Linked DNA regions of Mus musculus: region 1 is linked to region 2. Evidence: chromatin loops called from intact Hi-C (ENCODE). Cell type or tissue: heart. All regions are shown on one strand.

Evidence for each region. A loop is a pair of places that touch in the nucleus more often than their neighbours do. Peaks named below come from ENCODE experiments on the same cell type or tissue, not always from the same donor. Only the 100,000 strongest peaks of a DNase experiment are listed, where the experiment ranks them.
Region 1: a loop joins it to region 2, with 2.1 times the contacts of the local background. A loop is called at or near these places in 3 of 42 quality-filtered maps.

The regions. Positions count from the first base shown.
Region 1 is chr15:96,638,810-96,646,809 of GRCm38, reverse strand. Slc38a1 (solute carrier family 38, member 1) reads left to right here and starts at 3,897. Exons shown (of 16, transcript NM_001166458.1): 1 at 3,897-4,319. In heart, no CTCF peak of the experiment used is centred here; DNase peaks (open chromatin) are centred at 3,539, 3,949, 5,099 and 5,569; H3K4me3 peaks cover 4,853 bases; H3K27ac peaks cover 4,453 bases.
Region 2 is chr15:96,563,245-96,571,244 of GRCm38, reverse strand. No RefSeq gene overlaps it. Among named protein-coding and RNA genes, the nearest start is that of Gm32457, 15 kb to the left of the region's middle. In heart, a CTCF peak has its summit at 4,259; DNase peaks (open chromatin) are centred at 2,774 and 4,154; H3K4me3 peaks cover 1,095 bases; H3K27ac peaks cover 1,273 bases.

The sequences.
Region 1 (8,000 bases), 76 kb before region 2:
TTATTCTTCATTCACCTGTTGTGGACACCTGGGCTATCATGAGCAGATCAGAAGTCGCATCAATTTGCATTTCCTTGATAGCTAAGAATGGTGAACATTTCTTTGAGTGGTACTCGGCCATCTGTGTTTTGGGTTTTGTTTTGAAAACTTCTCTGTTTACTTTTGTACTCCATATTTAATTGGGTTATTTGTCTTCTTGATGCCTAGGTTGTTTTTTTTTTCCTGTTTTGTTTTGTTTTTAGTTCTCTATATAAGTTACATATTAACTCTCTCTTGCATGTGTACTTGATAAAGATCATTTCCCTTTTTTTGTTTTTTTTTCTTTTTTTGTTTGTTTGTTTTTCTTTATTTTATTTTATTTTTATTTTGTTTGTTTTTCGAGACAGGGTTTCTCTGTATAGCCCTGGCTGTCCTGGAACTCACTTTGTAGACCAGGATGGCCTCAAACTCAGAAATCCACCTGCCTCTGCTGGGATTAAAGGCATGCGCCACCACGTCTGGCTGATCATTTCCCATTTTATAACCTCTTTATCCAAATGACAGCATCCTTTGCCTTACAGAGCTTTTGGTTTTCATAAGGTCCCGTGTATTAATTGTCCTTAGGGCCCGAGCTACCAGCGTCTTGATCAGAACGTCTTTCCGTGGGCCAGTGAGTTCAACACTATTCTCCATGTTCTCTCCTGTCAGACCCTGTGTATGTGGCCTTAGGGGAAAGTTCTTGACCTATTTGGCAATGGCTGTTGCGTGAGGTGGTAAGTGTGGATCTATTTACATTCTTCTATATATGTTCTATTTGCCATCCTCCAGTTTGACCCCTACCATTTGTTGTAGATGCTGTGTGTGTTTCCAGTGTGTATTTTTGGCTTCTTTGTTAAAAATCAGGTGTCTATAGGTGTGTGGAAATATGTCTAGGCCTTCCATTCAGTTTATTGACGTGTCTGTTTTTACGCCAAAACCATGCTGTTTTTATTACTACAGCGCCATAATACAACTTAAAATCAGGGATGGTGATACCACCAGCAGTTCTTGTATTATTCGGGATAGTTTTGGTTATCCTGGTTTTGTTGTTCTTTTTGTTTCCCTATGAAGTTGAATTTGTCTTTTCAAATTCTATTTTCTGTCCCTTAGGACAGCTTGGTAAAGTCTGCCATTTTATCCTGACTACTTTAGTACCATTCTGGTCAGTATGCTCACTTGCAAGTGGTGGGTAAATAAGTCACAACCCGACAGCAATGCCTGTGGTGCCCATAAGTCTAACACAGGGCAAACTGAGAAAGACTGGAAACAGAGGCTCCTATCTCAAATGTAATGGCCTGGACCCTTCCTATTTCCCAGCTAAACAAGGGTCTCACAGAATCCAGGAAGTTCTCAGCTTTAGACATGGAGAACTGTCTCTGGGTTTCAGATTTAAGATTACAGCTGTCCGGTTTGGGGGTAAAGCCTTTAACCCTTCAATCAGGGATGAGGGTGGCATGCCCTGTTTAGAATGTTCTGGAGAGTAAATGCTTAGCCCTCCGCTGGTCTCTTAGTGAGCGCTCGGTGAGTGAGGAAACATCTTCATGGCATCATCTAAAGATCCCAAGAAGACTACCGAGGTTGGGTTTACGGCTGACCTACTGGAAGGACTTCAGAAGGGAGCTACCAGGCACTTCTTAAACCCTGCCTCTGCCATACTCTCAGGATGTCTCTCTAACAGTCTTTCTATGAAGCGGAGGGCCACGGATGCATTTGTCCCCTCGGTGGCAAATGTCAACTAAAAATCCCTGGGAAGGGGTGGAGAACCCATGTCTGGGGTGGTCTGTGCTTCTAAAGACTGCCCATGGACTTTTAAATCAGACTCGAGTGGGAATCCGTCCCCTCCTCTGCCGATACGGTCAATGTTCCCTCCTCTGTGGATCTGCTTTCTCGTTTCAGAAAGGACAGTTAATACCCAACTAAAGTGAAGAGGATTAAATGTGAAAACAGCGAGAGTGCGTAGCCGAGAAGCATAGAAAGCGTGTAGCCGAGAAGCTAGTGAGTAGGACGAGCTGGGTTCCTATTTCATTCAGCTCGAACAGCCCTGAGTAACTAGTCGTTCTGTGTACAGGAGCTGGCAAGTTAAGTAACATCCTGAGCTAAAAGGCTTGGGATCATGTTCTCTGCAACACCCATGAGTGTACATCTTTTTTTAAAAGACGCACAACCTTCAACAGGCTTTTTTTTTTAAACATAGTTTTAAAAATACTTCATTTATTTATTTATTTATTTACTTACACTCCAGACCCCATTCCCCTCTCAGTCCACTCTCCCTCCAACAGTTTCACATCCCATACCGCCCCCCTTACCCCCCCTCCACGAGGATGTCCCTAGAACCCAACCCCCACCCAACCAGACCTCTAAACTCCTGGGCCCTCCAGTCCCTTGAGGGTTAGGTGCATCTTCTCTGGCTGAACCCAGACCGGGCAGTCCTCTGCTATATATATATGTGTTGGGGACCTCATATCAGCAGGTGTATGGGCGGGGGCGGGGGCGGGGGCGGGGGGGGGTTAGTCCAGGTTAATTGAGTCTGCTACTGGCCCATATACCTATTCAGGGTAACTTATTCAGTCATAATCGTAACAAAATCGTAAATTTTGACTTCCTCTAGGAAGAAAGGTAAAAAGAATGGACTTTCGGTGTAAACTTAGAGTGTTACTATAATACATAAGTTTTTCACACAAAGAAGGAGCAACAGGACAAAAAAAAAATGGGGTGGGGGGTGGGGGGAGATGCTGTGTTTGAGGAAGAAACTGCCCTTCTGATTGCAGTGACCTTCCGGTTTCCAGGCATGTTCAAGAACACACCTCCCACTTGTTTCTTTGGAAGCCAGTGTTTAACTCACCACGACCATTTACGGCCATTGGAAGGGAGCAAGAATACCAGCCACTAAAAAGCTTAAATCTTGGTTGGCCCCCCACTTTCCCAGAGGAGACTGAAAATCTGTAAGCACCGCAAAACAGCATTCATTACTCAGCCTCTTGAAAGGCTCCAGGTAGAGTCATTTTTGAATCATGATTCAACCGCCATTTCTTGTTTTGATGGAACAGTGATGGCTAACATGTTGATGGCTAACTTTATGTTTAAAAATCTCTGTGCTTAAAGCAAATTTCGACCTCCAAATGTTAAGCGCTACTAGGGGTTAATCTTTATTATTATTATTATTATGGTTTTTTTTTTAACTGCTGGTTCTGCTTCTGTAAACAAGCTTGCAAGAGAACAGATTGAAGCTTTGTATTCTTTGCCTTTGTAAACCCTTGGCTGAGGTGTCTGGGTGCTACATTCGGAATTCCATCTCGGCGTCAGTGTCTGAATAAAATCCTCTTGGTTAAAATTTATTAGTGGTCAGGCTGATGAATCTCCGGCCGGACCCAAAACAGGAGCCATCCGGATGAGAGGGACTCAGGCTTCCACGCGGCAGACTCCGTGGTGGTGGTGGTCTCATTGGCTGGTGTGTAGGTGGGATTTCCTGTCGCCATTTTAAGGAGAAGCGACTGTGCCAGCCAGTCAGTTAAGGGGCTGCACTTCAGACAAAGAGTGGGGCAGGAGAAGTAACCCGAGGCGGATATGGCTTTCAGCCTGTTCCTTTTTCCAGGCCCAGCAAGGGTAGAGTCACGTGGCCGGGGCAGCAGGGCTATTGGTGCAGACCCCTTGGGTTATTGTCACACTCTGAGTCCCAAGGGGTCCCCAGAGCTGCTCTGGGGGGGGGGGGGGCGGGACTGTAGGTGTCCAGGTTTCCAAAGGTGTCCCCGCGCGTCCCGTAGTCCACCACCGCCCCTGGGTCGCGGGGCTACCCTCACGCTGCTCCCTTCCCACAATGCAACTCCGTTCGGTGAGGCCCTGGCGTACCCCAAGAGACGGCCCCCTGCCACCGCCTGGGCGAGTGAGCCGCTCCACCTCCAACCCCGAGGGTGCGGGTGCGGCAGCTGTGGCCCCAGCTGAGGCCCCGGGAGGGCGCAGGCAGGTGCCGGGAGGCCCGCAGCCTCCGTATGCTCGGGTACCACCAGCGCGTTGTTCGCGCATCCGCTCGCACTGCCCTTCCTGGATGCTCGGTGTCCGCCAGCCGCGGTCGCCTTGCGGTCTGGTAGCCCAGGGGGGAAGAGGAGCAAGAAGGCGCGGCGACCAGCGGCATGTGACCCGCACTGCTCTACCGCACACAGCTCAACTCCGCCGGCGCGCGGGCATGGAGGGATGATGGTCTGAAAGGCCGCGCTCCCGTCCCCAAACTGCCGAAGAGAAAGGGCGACGCGCCTCGCAGGAGCCAATGAGTCAGGTTGGAGCCCCTCCGCGCCGGGCGTGTGAATGTAAGTGCTGGCGGGCAGAGTGTGGGTGGGGGGAAACTGATGCAACCAGCCCTGGGAGGAGGAGGAGGAGGAGGAGGAGGAGGAGGAGGAGGAGGAGGAGGAGGAGGAGGAGGAGGAGGAGGTGGTGGTGGAAAAGGAGGAGGAGGAGGAGAGCTGTGGCCACGCCACTCTTCCTGAAGGTCGCCGGTAACCCGGCCTTTTACCTTCCTCCGAAACCCGCCACGCGGATCCTCCCCGCCCAGTCTTACAGACCTGGGGCCACCTTTCCCTAGCTAGTCCTTGACACAAAAAAGGACATCTAACTGCCGGGGACGGCCTGGAAGGGCGGACACTTTGGTGGCGCCTTTCCCTTTATTTCTCGAGGTAAGGTGCTTTTGGAGGGCAGAGGGAGCGGCGACTTGGAGGGAAGGGGAGTTTGAACAGGAAGGGAAGGAGGTAACTCAGACAGCCTCCATGTCTCGTGGACACGGGCAGAGCGTCGCGGCGCCTTTCTAGAAGGCAGGAGTCCGGTGCCCTTCCCTGAACGCAGGGACTCCAGATACCGCCGTGGCGTACAGTACCTTACTTTGTAGACCTGGTTTTATGGTGATGGAGTGTGCCACCAGATCTGGTGTCACTTTCGCGAATTAGGAACCAAGCATGCGATGTAAGGGGCATAAGGTACACCGAGGAGTGAATCAGTCTGCATCTTGGGACTGGCCGGCAGCGGAGCCTCGGAGACCGGCTCCCCAGCGCGGTAAACAGGTGCACGTTGGCTGCACCTCCACGGGCTCGGCCCCTGTCTCCGTTCCGGTTAGTGGGATGATGCTGGCAGTGACTCACTTTCCTCTCCCTCTCTGGAGGCTCTCTCCCGAATGAAGAGCCAGTGATAGGCTACTTCCTCTAGAGCCTGGTCCGGTGGGGCGGGAGAACAAAAGGCCACTGCTTGCGCAGGACCCTTGCGCCCTGGTCTCCCCTCCCCCGCACCTGGCCCCAAACGTTGCGGCAAAACGCTTATAAACTGGTCCGCTCCACGCGAGGAGGAAAACGCGCGGAGATCTCTTGTAGCCCGTCTTCATCTCTCCCAACCCCCGCGACAGCCCGGCTCCGGGTGCGGGACTGCTCCGCACCCTCGCGAACAGCGCGCGGATCCCGGTGCATCGCCCGCCGCTGGGTTTCGGCCCAACTGTGCTCGCACTAGACTCGAGTGCATATGGCGGCAAAAGGAATTTCGCGGTAAGCGCGTCACGCCGCGAACTGCCTTTCACAAGCTGCCTCGGGCCGAGGAAGGTGGCGCTTACTCCAGCCCTTTGTGTCTCGCTCTGCGGCGTGGACCCGGGTTCTCACCAGCCTGTTCCATCGGTGGGAAGCACACTGGCTTGGGGATCGCGTACTTGTCTCAGACGTTTAGACGGTGTCGTACGTGGAAGAGAGGAAAGGACCCACTGCTAGAAAACGGTACGCGTTTGCAAGATTTAACACCTCCGCGGTTTTTTGTTTTTTGTAACTTAAAAAGAATACAATGGAGTGTGTGTGTGTGGGGGGGGGGCGGTAATTGTATGGTTTGCAAAACGCGGGTCTAGCAAGGCTGTAATTTGTCACCTTGATACAAGAAACAGTGCTGCAACTCGTGCTTTTTCTGACGTCAGAAGGACAACGGAAATAAAACCTGAGCTGGCTGGCCTCATTGTCAAATAACTCACCCTATAGGAAACTGGCAAGTCCCGCCACTGCACGGGTCTGGTATGGCCGCCTAACCTCTGTCTTAAAATGACTTAAATGACTCTGCTGTTGGGTTACTTAGTTCTCAGTGAGTGGCTGAAAGCAACGGAAATGCGGCCTAGTTTGATTGCGGTTTTGATCTTAATAGGGATTTTTTTTTTTTTTTTAAAGAACAGGTGTTGAATAATTAGGGATGCTGTGTAGCAGGCAGCAACTAATCAGATCAAGTTCCGGCTCCTGTGTAATGTCCATTTCAACAGGAAACAGACTATGGATGAACGCAAACAGAAATGCCAGGTGTTCAGGTTGGGAAGACATGAGACAGAGTCATGTGAACCTGGAGGATCCTTGTGATAGGCGACCCATTAGGAGAGGTTGTGTGAGGGGTGGCGTGTCTTCCTTTCTTAATGAGGAGAAATAATTGTCTATGGGAGTAATTAGGGGGAGATTTTCAGAAGAAATAGTGCTTACTGCACCCTGGGCTGCCTGTAATCCAGCAGATACGTTAAGTAGATTGAAAGGTACTTTCCAGTCTTTAAAGTTTTTTGCTGCTTCTGAACATTTTTTACCTTGTTTCATGGACTGAGGGTTACACTGAGAAAGCAGCGGACTTAAGAGGCCTGGCATCTGCTACCATGTCCACTATTTTTTTTTTTTTTTTTTTTTGGTCCTCTAATGCCAGGGATATGGGAATTGCTTAATAAATTCTTGCTGGATTGTGACCTTGGCAAGGTAGCTCGCCCAACCCCTTTCTGAGGGGCAACTCTTTTCTCTGTTCCATGATTGGTCCTCTTCCCTCACGGTTGAAACACTGCAGTCTGTCTGCTCTGCTTTTCTCGCTTACCATGGCCTCTCCTTTTGAGCAATGGTAGGGCATTGAAAATGTCCCTTGTTTGTCCTTTTGTCTGCGTCCCCAAATGTGCAAACCCATCAGGTGGATTGTTGAGAATCAGGAGCTATGGGCTGGGAAGTCCCTTGAAGTGTCTACGGATGTGGGAGGCAGATGCAAGCGTGCCAGGGAGTCAGCTTAGGTGGTGTCATAGCCGCTCAGTCTTTCTCTTCTAGGCTAAACGCGGCTCCTGTAGCTCAGCCTGGGCACTTCCACAAGTTTAACATTGTATCCTGATTTTAAAACAGTCCATGTTTTGTAAGGTCCTCACTCCGCACTGAGTTCCCACTTGCTTAGAAATAGCCCGGATTCTTTTCTCATTTATGGCGAATCCTCACCTCTTTCTCTCTCTCCCAAGTGACATTGTCTTTCTCCCAGGACACACTGCAAATTCCCCTTGGTCCCAGGTATTTTTCTGCCCCAGTGGCTATGTGGCTTCCAGAGTAGAATGCCTACTGAAATCTTGTATTTTGTGACAACCTGGTCAGGGTGCTATTTTTCTGGTTCTTACAAGTGCTTAGTGACCACCTTCCTTTTTATACAGTTTTTTTCCCCCACTCTGGGTGCCACACCAGGTGGTGGAGCAGAGATGGTAAGGCCTCGCCGTTAGCTCAGATCTGCATACCAGGCTGCGACTTAATGGCCTTGGGAACTTGCAGCAAATTGTTGAATGTCTCTGAGCTTCAGAATTTCATTTATCAAATGAGAACAACACCCATGGTGGTTATTAAGTTATTCCAGAGATTTCATTAAGATGGCGGTTGATGTAAGGTATTCACTCTCATCTGTACAATTTGATGGCTTGGTTACTGGTTTTCTGCCAATCATGGGTTTCCAGCTACTCCTAAATGGCAGAGGAGTTTAGATTCATAGAAGCCCGTGTGGCAATGGGGAGTGGGGTTGGAGAGACTCACTTCCAGAGAGGTTGCCTAAAACCGTGGGCAACTCAGGGGACAGGTTGAGGCCTCACTGTCTCCATCCACAGTTGTGCAATGAGAACCATCTGGGAGACTCTTTGAACAAGTCAGGGCTATTTGGGACATTGCCATCCAAGATCACTGCCAAGGACAGGCTTGGAAAAGGGTTGTTTG
Region 2 (8,000 bases):
TGGGGTCCCATGCACTCTTCTGGTGTGTCTGAAGACAGCTACAGTGTACTCATATAAGTAAAAACAAATAAATCTTTAAAAAAAAAAAAAGAGTGGTGGGGGAAACCTTGTCCACGTGCAGCTATTCTAGCTCATGGACGTTTATCTTCAAGAAGCCAGACTTTAGCTGAGCCTGGTGGTACTTGCCTGTCATCCAGTATCATGGGAGGCTGAAACAAGAGAATGCAAAGTGGACCAGCCTGGACTACACAGAAATATCCTGCCTAGGTTATTTTGTTTGTTTGTCTTTAATGTTATCATTTGATCTGGAATACATTTGTCCATTCCTCAGAATCACAGTAGGTTGTACACAGTGTATCCACCCTCTGCCCTGTTGCAGTAGGACACATTTTAGCAACCAGAGAATAGGGAATCCTCCTGACACTCGTGATTCTTGAAGAACCTTTGAGGAGACATCTCCCAGCCTTTGAGTTTGCCATTTCTTTCCATAATCCGCTCTTGACACCCTAAGGTTTTGTCGGGCAAGCAAAGAGGCCAGGGTCAGATGCACAAATTCTTTCTGTGAATAGTTACTGCAAGGATAGCCTGGACTAGGTGTGAGGCTGGCCATGTCTCCCAGGCCTGCTGATAACAACAGTCCACCCTACAGAGCCACAATGGTACATGCAGATCTCTAGATAGAAGTAGGACCATGGGTGTCCAGGCTGTGTGCCTGAACCGAGCTTCCGTAGGAATAAAGCTGATACCATTACCCTTCTTTGTTGTCTCTGTGTGCTTGTGTCTTTGGGACAATGTCTGTGGCTGTCCTAGAATTCACTGTTTAGACCAGGCTGCCCTGGAACTCACAAAGATTTACCTGCCTCTGCCTCCTGAGTGCCGGGATTAATGGCCTGTGCCACCACACCCCATAAACCGCCACCACTACCACGCCCCATAAACATCTTAATTGGTCAAAGTCACAAGGGCAAAGGTGTGAGTAATGAAAAATGTCAAGCCAAGCAGGGAAAAATTTACACATGGATAGACTGTGAGCCAATCTGGTATCTCTGACTCCTGCCCACTGTCACTCTGTGTGTGTGTGTGTGTGTGTGTGTGTGTGTGTGTGTGTGTGTGTAACATATCCTTGGGCTAGGGATGCTCTGTCCCACCCACCCCTGGAGAATAAACTGGGCTTTGGAAACTGCACCTCGGCCCTGTCTGCTGCCCCCTGTTTAGATGCTCCACTTGCATTGTCTGGAGAGGATGAATGGGGCCCAAATAGCTGGACCTTTTTAAAAAAACAAAACAAAACCCCGGGTTACTTTAAATTCTAGACTAATTCAAGTTGAATTGTAATCTGCTTGCTAGATTTAATATAATATCAAAATGACCGAATTATCAATTCATCTTAAAGGTACAAGCACTAAAACCAAACTGGTATTGGCATAAAAACAATGGCCACCATGGACAGCACAAATGGTACCAGAAAGGTGTTCTTTAGAACCTTACGAGGAAAATAAAGTTTTCTCAAATTCACGGTAGGGAAAGGAGGGATAGTTTAGAGAAACATTATCCTAGATCATTATAACAACACATCTAAAGAGAACTCAAAGACTTTGAGCAACACACACACACACACACACACACACACATAAAATACAAGCTGTATACTTGAGACAGGATGTAAAATCATGTCTTGCTGTTTGCATTTATTTATTTAAGACAGGGTCTCTGTAGCCCAGGCTGGCCTGTAATTCACTACGTAGACCAGGCTGACCTCAGACTCATAGCAATCCTCTTACATCAGCCTCCCGAGTGCTGGGATCAGGGTCATGAGCCGCCATTCCCAACTTTAACTCATTTAATAACTAAGGAACAGGAAGTTTAAAGATGATTTACAGTGTTGGACATGGCAGTACCCACGAGAATGAGGCAGGGGGAGAGCTGTCTAGACTACATGGAGAGTTGGAGGCTAAGCCTTGGACTATGTTGTAAGAACTTGAAGCATTAAATATTTACAAGGCTCTGGGTTCAATATTTTAGCACAGAGCCTCCATGGGAGGCTCAAAGAAGAATTCAAGAGCTGACACGGAAGCAACTGATGTAAGACTGTCCTTCTTAAGGAGGTCAAGGCTATTAATGTCTCAACCAGAATTCATTTCCTTATCTCTGGGCAATAACAGTTTCTGTCTCTCATCAGTTTGCTACAAGTTACAGGATTGTAAAACAGCTCAAAGACAAAAATAAATTGCATAAATAAATAAAGGTAGGGCACAAAAGCAACTTGTAGGATATACAGAATAGCATCATCGAGAAGGGATGCACACTTTGTTCGCTGAAATCTTGCCCAGTACTTTTTTTTAAACCTCTTTCAAAGTCAGAAGTCCTGACACAATCAAAGTCTCGTAGATTATTGGAGGTAATAAAATGGCGGTTCTCCGTATGGTCGGCCTGTGTATCTGGGTAGGTGTGGTTTGATGTTAGGTGACCCTAAAGGCTTCCTTTTCAGTCTAGAATTGTGCAGTGCTAAGTAGCTACTGGTGCAATAGAACGTAGCTTTAAAAGTTCTTTTTTTTTTTTTTTTTTTTTTGACTAGGAAGCAAACCTAAGAAATGTTGCATTCGCCTGTCCTGTCTATGTATTTAAGAGAATTCCTTCCTACTTGAATGTCCCTATGGCTGACGTTCCTTGTCTAAGAGGAAGTGCCTTTGTTAGCCTAAACAAGATTAGTGACCTGCCTTTGGAACTAGGGCACAGGTTACAGGCCTGTAAGGTTGGCTCTAGGCCAGTTTTCTTGGGCGAGCTTTGCAGGCGTTAGCTCCTTACTGTCATTACTGTCATTACTGTCAAATGGCCAGCAGTCTCCAGCATGATCTTTCGAGGCAGGCCAGGGCAACATTGCCTTGCCAAAGTAGAGGGACTCAGTCACAGTGTTCAGAGAGGACAGAGAAGTTTAATTCTGTTTTGTTGAGGAAACTCTACTGCACTGCCGTACACTGACAGCTTGAGAAGAAGGACCCATGGCTTCCTTATATAGCCATGAAATGGGGCATTAAAATCCTGTCAGCTCAGGGAAGCTTTTCTTCTCAGGTCATCCTGCCCTCTGGGATTCTGTTCTGCTGGACCTTGGGTTGTCACTTGGTGTACATAAAACTGTTGCTCCTGGATTGAAAACAGTCCCGGGCATGCTTGCTGCTGCACTGGTGCAGCCTGGGATGTGTCTAGGGGAGGTCAGCTCAGAAGCCTGTGCCCAAGTGTCTGCTCTCGGAGTGTCAGTAGTCAGTAGTTTAAGGTCCTTGGCACACCGTCCCTCTCTGTGAGATTCTGGGCAAGGCCGTGCTGTGAGGAGCCCATTATTAGCCTGTGGTCTGTAACAGCCGTGGGCAAGCTTCAGGGAGCAGAGGCCTGTGATGAAGAGACTATACCTGGGTGGCTACTTTAGTAGCTCATGACTATCTTTTTTTTTTTTCTTTTTTTGTTTTTGCTTTTTCAGACAGGGTTTCTCTGTGTAGTCCTGGCTGTCCTGGAACTCACTCTGTAGACCAGGCTGGCCTCAAACTCAGAGATCCACCTGCCTCTGCCTCCCAAGTGCTGGGATTAAAGGTGTGCACCACCACTGCCTGCTATGGCTATTATTTTATCCACCTGCCATAGGTCTTTTTAAAATAAATTTGCAAGGCTGTGTAGTGTTCCACTGGAAGGTCACCGAAAAACTGCCAGTGCCCATGCCTTCCCCCTATTTTAGTGTCTTCAAGGCTTTTCTACAAAGTGTGCATCTCCAACTCATCTGTAGAGAAGGAGAGTCTTTCTTGGTCCAAAATAGAGCTGCCTCACACAGTTCTGTGGCTGAAAAGTTCAGGGTCTGCTAGGGAGGGACTGAGGAATGCTGGGAGAACCTGGAAGCCAAGTCTACTTTGGTATGTTAAATATTCACCTCAGCTGTTTGTCCCGGGTCTGAATCCCAACAAAGGTGAGGACCCCAAGGCTCCATGAAAGGCCAGACACCTCCGGAGACTCCCATCCCCCTCGGAGCTGTTTGCTGTGCCAATGAGGAAATTACTTTTACTTTCTCGACATCTTGCACCACCGCCACCGTCTGTCTTTCCCGGATGTTGGTTTCTCTGTCTGTCCCATGCAGCAAGCTCGTGGCTCCCCTACAGGCGCACCAGCATCCCCAGGTACAGCTCCTCTGGGCTTTGAGAAGAACCTTACTCAAGGTTGGGATACCCGACTGAACATCTCAAAGCAGCACTCAGAAGGGAGCATGCCCATCTGCCGGTCCCCTCTCCGACCACAAGGAGCACTTCCGGAAGCCTCAGTCAGCCCCGCCTCCTCCAGGAGCAGGGAACAGTCAGCCCCGCCCCCTCCAGGAGCAGGGAACAGTGCACTTGCCCTCCTAGGAGAAGCTTCCTCCTTGAACTTATTCCATGCAGAACCGGGGAATGGTATTGTCACTCCTAACCAAACCTAACCCTGGGATTAGAACCCAACGAACCAAACATCTTGAGGAGGAACGGTGGCAAATAGCGGATTCTCTGCTTGCCATTGCTGGCTGTTCTTTCCCCTGTACCTGCTGGACTATGCTCCTGGGAAAGGCCCACGGGGAAGGTCACACCTCCCCCATGCCTGCGCCCATTGACTGTGCCTCCTGCACTTCCATGGTGTTGGGCTTGCAACTGAAGCCATGCAAAACCAGCTACTTGTACCATGTTTTTACGTGCGACAGCTTTTAAAATGGACTAGTGATGCAGTCCTCTTTGGTCCCGAGGCACACTTCTCTTTCCTGCCTGCGTTTGGCCTCTATGTGGAGATAGGGAGTGAGTAAAGGAAGTCTCTGAGCAGAAAGTGGCAGACATCAGTCCTTTTATGGTTAGTGAACTCATTTAACAGGCAGTACATTCAGTGGGAGTGAGTCCGCAGTGTTCTCCCATAGTTACTTTAAAGCTGTGCAGAAAGGGAAGTGGGAATCTTTACTGGTCATTGTCTGATGCTTCTTTTCCCACCTCAAACATCATCCCAGTCTCAGGGTTTTGTTGCTGTGACAAAACAACATCACCAAAAAAAGCAGGTTCAGGAGGAAAGGGTTTGTTCAGCATACACTTCCACATTGCTGCTCATCACCAAAGGAAGTCAGGACAGGAACTCAAGCAGGGCAGAAACCTGGAGGCAGGAGCTGATGCAGAGGCCATGGAGGGGTGCTGCTTACTGGCTTGCTTGCTCCTCATGGCTTGCTCAGCTTGCATTCTTCTAGAACCCAGGACCACCAGCCCAGGGATGGGCCCTCCCCTGCCTGCCTTGATCATTCATTGAGAACATGCCTTACAGCTTGAGCTCATGGAGGTATTTCCTCAACTGAAGATCCTTTCTCTGTGCAAACTCTAGGTTGTATCAAGTTGACACACAAAACCAGTTAGCATATCCCCTTAACTGCCTCTGGCCTAGTCTTTATGGACAGGGACCTTTGGAAGTCAGTGGATATTGCTGTGCAGGTATCCAATAGTGCCCTTGGAATGTCTACTTCTTGAGCCATGGACTCTTCTATCTTAATGGTCCTTGGGACCGTGGCCATTTTCCCCTCCCAATCACAGTTCTGCCATTGATGGCTTTAGGATGCTCCTCATTGAGGAGTCACCCACTCTGTGACAGATAAGCCTTTATAAACCTCACATAGCAAAGCAAGTGTGTTGAAGAATGACTACATCAAAAATATCTTTGATGCAAGCACAGCTACAGAACACAGAAGGGTGTCATGGCCATAAGAAAGACTAAAGGAGGAACCAGGAGATGGCAGGAGCTGAGCCATGGGGAGGTGTGGACTAGGGGTGGGGTAGGCTTTCTCTGTCTTCCCTCTTCTGGTTGCTGAAGTTGCAAATCACCTGCCTTCTCAAACACTGGGAAGACTTGGTCCTTCAGATACTGTGATGGTTTGTATATGCTTGGCCCAGGGAGTGGCACTATTAGGAGGTGTGGCCTAGTTGGAGTAGGTGTGTCACTGTGGATGTGAGCTTTAAGACCCTCACCCTAGCTGCCTGGAAGCCAGTATTTCCCTAGCAGCCTTCAGATGAAGATGTAGAACTCTCAGCTCCTCCTGCACCATGCCTGCCTAGATGCTGCCATGTTCCCACATTGATGATAATGGGCTGAACCTCTGAACCTGTAAGCCAGCCCCAATTAAATGCCGTCCTTATAAGAGTTGCCTTGGTCATGGCATCTGTTCACAGCAGTAAACCGTAACTAAGACAGACACTCAAACAAAACCCCGGATTTTCTTTTGTCAGGAGGCATAATCGCAATACCCCATGGGTGACGGGGGGAAAAGCCTGCCTCCAGAGAAGCCTCAATTGTAATACTGCCCCTCAGCTGGATCGATTCTGCAAAACAGAGAGAAATGGTCTGAGGTTCCCTGTGGTCAACTTTCCTCACTGTTAGGAAAAGTATCAGCTCAGGATGCCCAAGACCAAGTTCTCAACACAACGAAGACTTATTTACTTCAGAGGGACAAAGGACAGGGGAGAAGGGACAAAGGCAGGAGATAGAGGATGAGGAAGAAGGGGAAGGGAAAGAGGGAGAGGGGACAGAACTGTTTGTCCTGGAGCGAGACAAAGGACAGCCTCTGGATAGAGAGGAGACAGATGTGGACCATAGGAAAATGGCGGTTTATAAAGGCAAAGGGGAAAGACAGTGTTAGGATGAGGTGTTTAATTTTAATTGGACATATGAATTAAGTGAGCCAAAGGAGCTTTTTAAAAATGATTTATGAGCCAGCATGGTGGCACATGTTTTTAATCCCAGCACTCTGGAGGCAGAGGTAGGCAGATTTCTGAGTTCGAGGCCAGCCTGGTCTACAAAGTGAGTTCCAGGACAGCCAGGGCTATACAGAGAAACCATGTCTCAAAAAAAAAAAAAAAAAAGATTTATGTATTTATTTATTTTACGTATATGATTGCTCTCTTCAGACACACACCAGAAGAGGGCATCAGACCCCTTTGCAGATGGTTGTGAGCCACCATATGGTTGCTGGGATTTGAACTCTGGACCTCTGGAAGAGAGCAGTCAGAGCTCTTGACCACTGAGCCATCTCTCCAGCCCTTAAAGAGAGCTTTTGATTGCTGGACTTCAACACTTTGATAGCTGGACCTTGGTAGTCAGCTTCAGGAGGAGGAAGTGGCTAAAAAAAGGGAATAGACCTTGTGGGTAGCTTTAAGGATGTAATCTAATGGTTTGTTAGCAAGACAGAGGGGATGGGGGAAGGGCAAGGCCCACCAGAGCTGTGCTAAACACACCCTCCACTCCTGTCATGCTGGCCACTCTCACGTCAGCCAGAGTCCTTTCACTTACCATCAAGACCAGCTAAAACTGGCCCACAATTGTTACCTAGATCTTGCTACCTTACAGCTGTCTGTGGTTTGGCTCCCCTCCCTCCGGGGTGGGCGGGGCCGGGGGACCCTTATCTAACTCTATAACTATACTGACTGAATCTTCTTGTCTAGTCCTTCGTCCTCCAAAACTCCCCCTGTGAAGCAATCTCTGGGAGACTTTCCTCTCAAGGGGTTTGTTACATGATCTTGAAACTAACTAGCTGGTAACATAGATCACCCATCAGCCAAGTTCCAGCATGTCCTCTCAGAACTTAAATGAGACCTAGAAATGAGGACTGTGGAGACTTCCCTCGCCACCCCACCCCACCTGGGGATGTAGTTCTTGTAACAAAACAATCAAAGAGACACCTTCCCTAAGCGCCAATAAGGATCCTGTCATTTTATCCACTCCTGTGGTCACTAAGGTCACGCATGTAGACTCCTGGATCCATCACATCAGGGTTGAGACTTGACAGCTCACACAGTGTCCCCACCTGAGAAGAATCCAGCAATCGTATCTCCAGAAGCAGGTCCATGCGCCTGTGAGGCAATGGAGGACCCCCAGCTGCTCTCCAGGAAACAACCAGCTAAGCCCTAGCTGAGCAGGAACCCTGTGACCTTCATACTACCCCCTCAGACTGGCCTTTGCGCAATTGCTACTCT